Linked DNA regions of Homo sapiens: region 2 is linked to region 1. Evidence: chromatin contacts called from ENCODE Hi-C or POLR2A ChIA-PET data. All regions are on one chromosome and are shown on one strand. The core of a region is the stretch at or near the end of the contact, and the rest is flanking DNA. Distances in the headings are between cores, read along the strand shown.

Region 1 (2,820 bases), core at 238-2,737:
CATTCACCAGCACTGACATCTTAGACCCAAGCCGACCTGTGCAGGACTGGGATTCAGGAGACGGGGTAAGGCGGGGAGCGGTGACCTGAGGTGCAAGTGAGGAAGTGACCAGAGCCAGCCACAGCCACTTTAGTTTTGCTTAGAGCAAGGCTGGAGCAACACCTATTGGGAGGGGGGTTCCGGGGCCTCTGCTGTCCTCCCTTTCCAGGCACGGCTTTGGGTCTGAGGTGCGGTGCGGTGCAGAGCAGCTCTCCCAGGAGTGGATGAAAAAACAAACAGTTAAACCCTGAGTTCAGCACACCAGCCCTCCAGTAAGAGTCTGAAAGGATTTCAAGCAACCTCTTCACAGACAAGGAACCCGAGACCCCAAGTCACAAAAGGTAAGACTGAGGGTCATGACGGGCATCCTGACACCTGGCCCAGGCCAGCCTGGGCTCTTGGCACTGCACAGCTTCCCTGAGCCTCACACCCATTTGCTCCCGCTCCAGGAATCAGAGTTGCAGCCCATAGACTACAGGGTGGATGAGGTTAACCCCTTCTGGGCAAGATTCCAGGTCCTAGCCTTCCCTCCAGCACAGCCTCACAAGAGGCACGCCAAGGACAGACACCACCTGGCAGAGCCCAACAGCCCAAACCTCAGTCCTCTTTTACCAGAGCGAGACTCAAAAAGACCACAGGCCGTAAATGGTTAAGCCGAGTATATCACCGCCTTCCCCCAGGAAGGTCCCACCTGGGGGCCTGCTCTTGGTGTAGGGAGTCTCTCCCTACCCTGACAGCCTGGAAACTGAGGAAGTAAAGCCACAACTGCCAGGCCCTTAGGCAAGTCACTTACCCTGGACTTTGTTTCCCCAGCTTACAAACCAGGGAGGCAGGAGAGGCTAAGTGAGCTCCAAGGTCCTCCCCCACCACCTTTACAGTCACAAGCCAGCTGCCAGCGGGCCAGGCCCACTTCACTTCCTTCCCCCGACTCCACATCTCTCTGGCTCTGCCTTCCCAATGGCAGTCTGCGTCCACGGAAGGGGGAAGCAAAGGCCGAGAGCAGTCATTTTGGTTTTGTTTTATTTTGCATTTCATATATTATCCAGTTTCACATTCTCACAGGATCAGCAATGACAACAGCCGCCTCATCTCCCAAGTCTGAAATGGCCAGACGGTCACAGCTGCGGCTGACAGTAAAGCACTGATATGCTCAAAACAAAAAACATTGCACAGTGTTTCCTTCATTTCATTTTCTTAAACAAATGCCAGACACAAAGGCGTACTGCTGAAGAATGGAAACCCTTTTCTTCTTCATGCCTCAAACTAAACATTAAACTTATCTGACAGGGCGAACGAGGTCGCTTTAATAATTAATGGTACGCACATGAAAAATCCTTTATGATGCATAAATATTTTGTTACACAGGGTACAAAAATACTTCTCACGTTTTGGTTGGTTTCGAGGTTTGGAAAGAATGAGGAGCAGCGGCGGGCGGGGTGCGCTGTGGAGAGGTGAACAGAACGGGCAGAGAGGGCTTTCTTACGACTGTTGGCCCATCCGAGAAGGCAGGAGCGGAGGAGCCCCATGTGAAATGAAAAAGCAAACCCCATCTATCTGTTGGGTGGAGGTGGGAGCTGAGCCTGGAAGCGTGTGGGGCCACGGAACTTGGGCCTCCCTGAAGCGGGGTGGGTGCAGGGGCGGGGCGAGGAGAGAGGGGCAGGCAGGATGAACCACTGGGAGCCAGGACCTGTCGCTATGGTGACAGTGTGAGAACAAACTGTACACTCATATATACAAGTATAAGTGTCTTAATTCATGCCAGAAAACATGCAAAATTAAACACCTCACTTCCTCGAGGGGGAGCTACAGAAGCAAGTTTGGGCGGGAGGTCAGGCCTTGCCAGGTCCCAGTGAGGCCTCCGAGCTGGATCTGGGCGCCCCAGGGAGAAAGTCCCCAAATCCTCCTGGGAGGCATTGGAGAAAGGCTTGAGGGTGCAGAACAAGGTGAGGAAGAGGAGGGAGGGGAACAGGAAGCAGTCCACTGAGTCAGGCTTGGGATTCACAGTCTCTGGAGGGCAGCAGCTCTGTGCAGGCCGCCCGGGGGCAGTGGGAACTCGGGGCGCCTGTCCCGGCACCACCACAGATTACCAGAACCACCTCCCCGGTGACCAGACCTGGAGGGAGGGAGAGAGGCGGCCGTGAGCAGAGGCGTGGGACTAGAGCTAAAGCCAGGCCTGCTCTGGGCTCGGCTAAGCTCTTGAGACCCGGGGCAGAGGGAGGAACTACGGCCCTTCAGGGAGCCGGAGTCTAGGACACTTGTCCTGGGCCTCTGGGGCCAACACTTACTGAAAAACTAACAGAACTGACGGTACTTCCATCCTTGCTGGGTGGTGTCAGAGGAAGGGTACCAGCGCACCTGCAAGAGAAGCCAACGTCAGGAGCCAGCTGTGCATCCCTTCCCTCAACAGGAAGCCAGGTAACCATGGCCATCGGTGTCCCCGCTGGAGTCCTGGTTCTGTCACTGATTGGCTGGCACATTTTGGGCCAGTTACTCACCTTTAAGCATCAGTTTCTCTATCCGGCAAGTGGGAGTGCACTGCCTGATGTGCCTCCTCTGCAGGACACAGGTTCCAGCGAAGGAAAGTCACGCAGGCGTCTCATACCCCAATCAGCCCAATCCAAATGGGCCACTATACTGGTGGGAGCCCTGGCAGCTGGGGGCAGTGGTGCCAGCAACCCGCCCTTCCCCTTTACTGACACAGCACGGAATTCCTAATTCTGTGGAGGAGGAGGAAAAGAATGAGCCTCATACATTTTTGTTTGACTTCTTTGGGTCTCAGTG
Region 2 (2,820 bases), core at 89-2,588, 210 kb after region 1:
TTGTCTGGAAGAATAAACAGGGATATAAAAGTGAACATTCTGGGGGAAAACAATAAAGGGGATCTAACCCAAGCAGACTCAGCCTTTTATAAAGCCAAAATAAAATTAACATAAAGAGATATCTGGATCAGGCATAGTGGCTCCCACCTGTAATCTCAGCACTTTGGGAGGCCAAGGTGGGCAGATCACCTGAGGTTAGGAGTTTGAGACCAGCCTGGCCAACATGGTGAATCCCCCGTCTCTACTAAAAATACAAAAATTAGCTGGGCATGATGGTCGGGTCCTGTAATCCCAGCTGCTCGACAGGCTGAGGTTTAAGAATCGCTTGAACCCGGGACACAGAGTTTGCAGTGAGCCGAGATCCCACCACTACACTCCAGCCTGGGGGACAGAGTGAGACTCTGTCTCCCAAAGGAAAAAAAAAAGATTCCTGACACAAAAATATGCAAATTGACATTTGCATATCAATTTGGGATAGAGCAGAGTTCAAAAGTAAACGCTGCTACGGATAAGAACTTTCATATATGATAAAGAAGCACTTGTACATTACAGTGGCGGGGGCAGAGATAGTTAATAAATGGTGTTGAGACTGCTGGGTCAAGCGGAAGTGCCACCACACCAAGGGCAGTACCGTGAGGACATGCCTGCTGAGGGCCCCAAGAGGGGCACGGAAGGTCAGAGGGGCGAATGGAGTGACCTGGACCTGATGGGCGTGGCCCAGCATCTGTCTGTTTCCACAGCACTGGAGAGCCAGCTGAATCACAGCCAGCTGAATAACATGTTAACCCCATGCCGTGTGGGCAATTATTTTCCAAACATGGTTGTATGTTGGAACCACCTGGGAAATTTTGAAACCGTTAAATGCCTAGGCTGCACCCAGTCCCAGGTACATGAGAATCTCTGGGGGTGACATGGGCCCTAGGTGTTTCCAAGGAGCAGCTGAGTCTGAGAACCACTGGTGCAGGGGAAAGCATGGCCAGCTCCATCTCTGACTAAGCTGTATTCTCATCTGTAAATTAGGACCACTATCATGCAAGACACAGATTATTTTGAGCAGCCAGAGAGGTGAAGTATACAATTTGTGCATCATGGTACCACAACGATGAAAGTCAATTCTTTCTCCATTCAGAGTGACACCAACAGAGTGCATAGTGGGTGTTCAGGAGAAGGCCTGGGGCTGGGGAGGTTCTAGAGACCAAGACACAAACCCTTCCCTCCCCATCTGAGAGGCTGCTCCTCCACTCCCCTTACCTATCTCCAGGCTGAGCTTGGCTGGAGCATGGAGAAGGGCCTTGGAGGCTTTTGGCCTCTTTCCCACCTGGGCATGTTCAGGAGGCGGTGCAGGGTGGCATAGACAGGCGCTCTGGTCAAGTGGCCCCATTGGCTCCTTCTCCCTCTCTCTCTCCTCCCTCACTGTTCTCAGGCACCAGGAGCTATCAGGAGCACGGCCACCGAATGCTGCTCATTTGGCTGCATGGCGTGGCCACGGCTGGTGAGAACCCCAGCAAAGCGCTGTTCGAGGGCCTCGTGGCCATTGGCAGGAGGGACCTGGCTGGTAAGAGCGTACTCTGCTGGGCTGCTTCTCAGGAGCTGGGTGGCCCCCACTGGAATGCAGCAGGGCCCTCCAAGGGCTGCTCAGACAAGAATGCTGTGATGCTGGCTCTAGGCCTTCCAGATTCCTACCCCTAGCCCTGCCCTCTTTTCCCTTGGGCAAACTACAGTGCCTCCTGGCCCTGGTTTCCCCATCTGTGCAATGAGGGTGTTGGCCCAAACTGAACCCTGTGACCTTCACAGCCCCGGAGCCAGTGATGCTGTCCATAATCTCTTCCTTACCAGCCCTCTATACCTTGACATTTTTTTTCCATTTTGGAATAAGCCTGGAACCACCTCCAGACTTTTTTCACAAACATTAAGACATAGGAGCCAAAACTGACTTAATATGAGTTGAACCAGTCAAATCTGGTCAAATAAACCTTCTGAGGTCATCACAACTTATTTGAGTATGCCAATCTCAAAAGCCTGATATGGGATTCAGTGTTCTGTGGAATCATCAGACAAGCAGGATAGAAGGTTCTAGTACTAATCCCTCATTAAAAACAAAATCAGCTCATGATGAAAAAGCCTTAAACGCTGTGATACCCACTGACGTGGTACATAATGGGGCAACCACAGAATGGGGCACTAGGCAGCCACTGATAGTTGTGAAGTCTCCATTAGATATGAGGCAACAAAGAAAACCACTCCTGACATATTTCTAGTATATTGCTGAGGGAAATGTTTCTAGCATATTATTGAGGGAAAAGAAAGGACCGCCCCCCCCCCCCCCCCCCCCCATAGCTGCTATAGGCAAGGTGGAAAAGCTAAGACTCATTTCAGGGTAGAGAGATTAGGGACGCTACCTTTCTTTCCCCAAAATGTTCTTAAATATAGTTGTTACATCTTTTAACACAAACTGTGGCATGCAATTAAAACATAAAACCAGTCCTGTGAGGCAGAGCTTAGGCAACAGAGGAAGTAAGATTCTTGTTTTTAACAGAAAATATCAGGAAGAAAGCAAACGCAGCCCCGAGTGCCCCCAGGAGGTGCACAGCCATGTAACCGGAGGGGCCAGACCTTCAGGCACGTGGGACCTCAGCGTGTGGAGCCACCTGAACAGAAGATGACCATCATTTAAGGGCTTTTTAAAAAATCACTGTTAACAGACCTCCAGGTGATTCTACTGAAATGCACAGTCATGCAGAGCCCAGGAGGCAAATGTTTGTACACTGATCTTTTTCATGAGGATGGGTCCAAGGGCCTGTAATCCCGTCCAACAGGTAT

Evidence for each region. A loop is a pair of places that touch in the nucleus more often than their neighbours do. ChIA-PET counts read pairs that join two places held with the same protein, here RNA polymerase II (POLR2A). Pooled maps may share reads with other maps.
Region 2: a pooled map shows a loop between it and region 1 (2.0-fold over the local background). The contact joins two enhancer-like sites. A Hi-C loop is called at or near these places in 3 of 37 single-sample maps with no recorded cell type and 3 of 50 pooled maps. POLR2A ChIA-PET finds 5 or more read pairs at or near these places in 3 of 52 experiments (A549, H1 and activated B cell).

Annotation. Positions count from the first base shown.
Region 1 is chr15:64,738,849-64,741,668 of GRCh38, forward strand. RBPMS2 (RNA binding protein, mRNA processing factor 2) reads right to left here. Exons shown (of 8, transcript NM_194272.3): 7 at 2,325-2,394; 8 at 1,043-2,152. The coding sequence ends at 2,332. Among named protein-coding and RNA genes, the nearest start is that of MIR1272, 22 kb to the right of the region's middle. Within about 2 kb of position 1,488, at least 11 of the 41 ENCODE cell types and tissues checked have a DNase peak (open chromatin) inside an H3K27ac peak, as active enhancers do.
Region 2 is chr15:64,948,418-64,951,237 of GRCh38, forward strand. It overlaps ANKDD1A (ankyrin repeat and death domain containing 1A), which reads left to right. Exons shown (of 15, transcript NM_182703.6): 14 at 1,424-1,555. Among named protein-coding and RNA genes, the nearest start is that of ANKDD1A, 38 kb to the left of the region's middle. Within about 2 kb of position 1,339, at least 3 of the 41 ENCODE cell types and tissues checked have a DNase peak (open chromatin) inside an H3K27ac peak, as active enhancers do.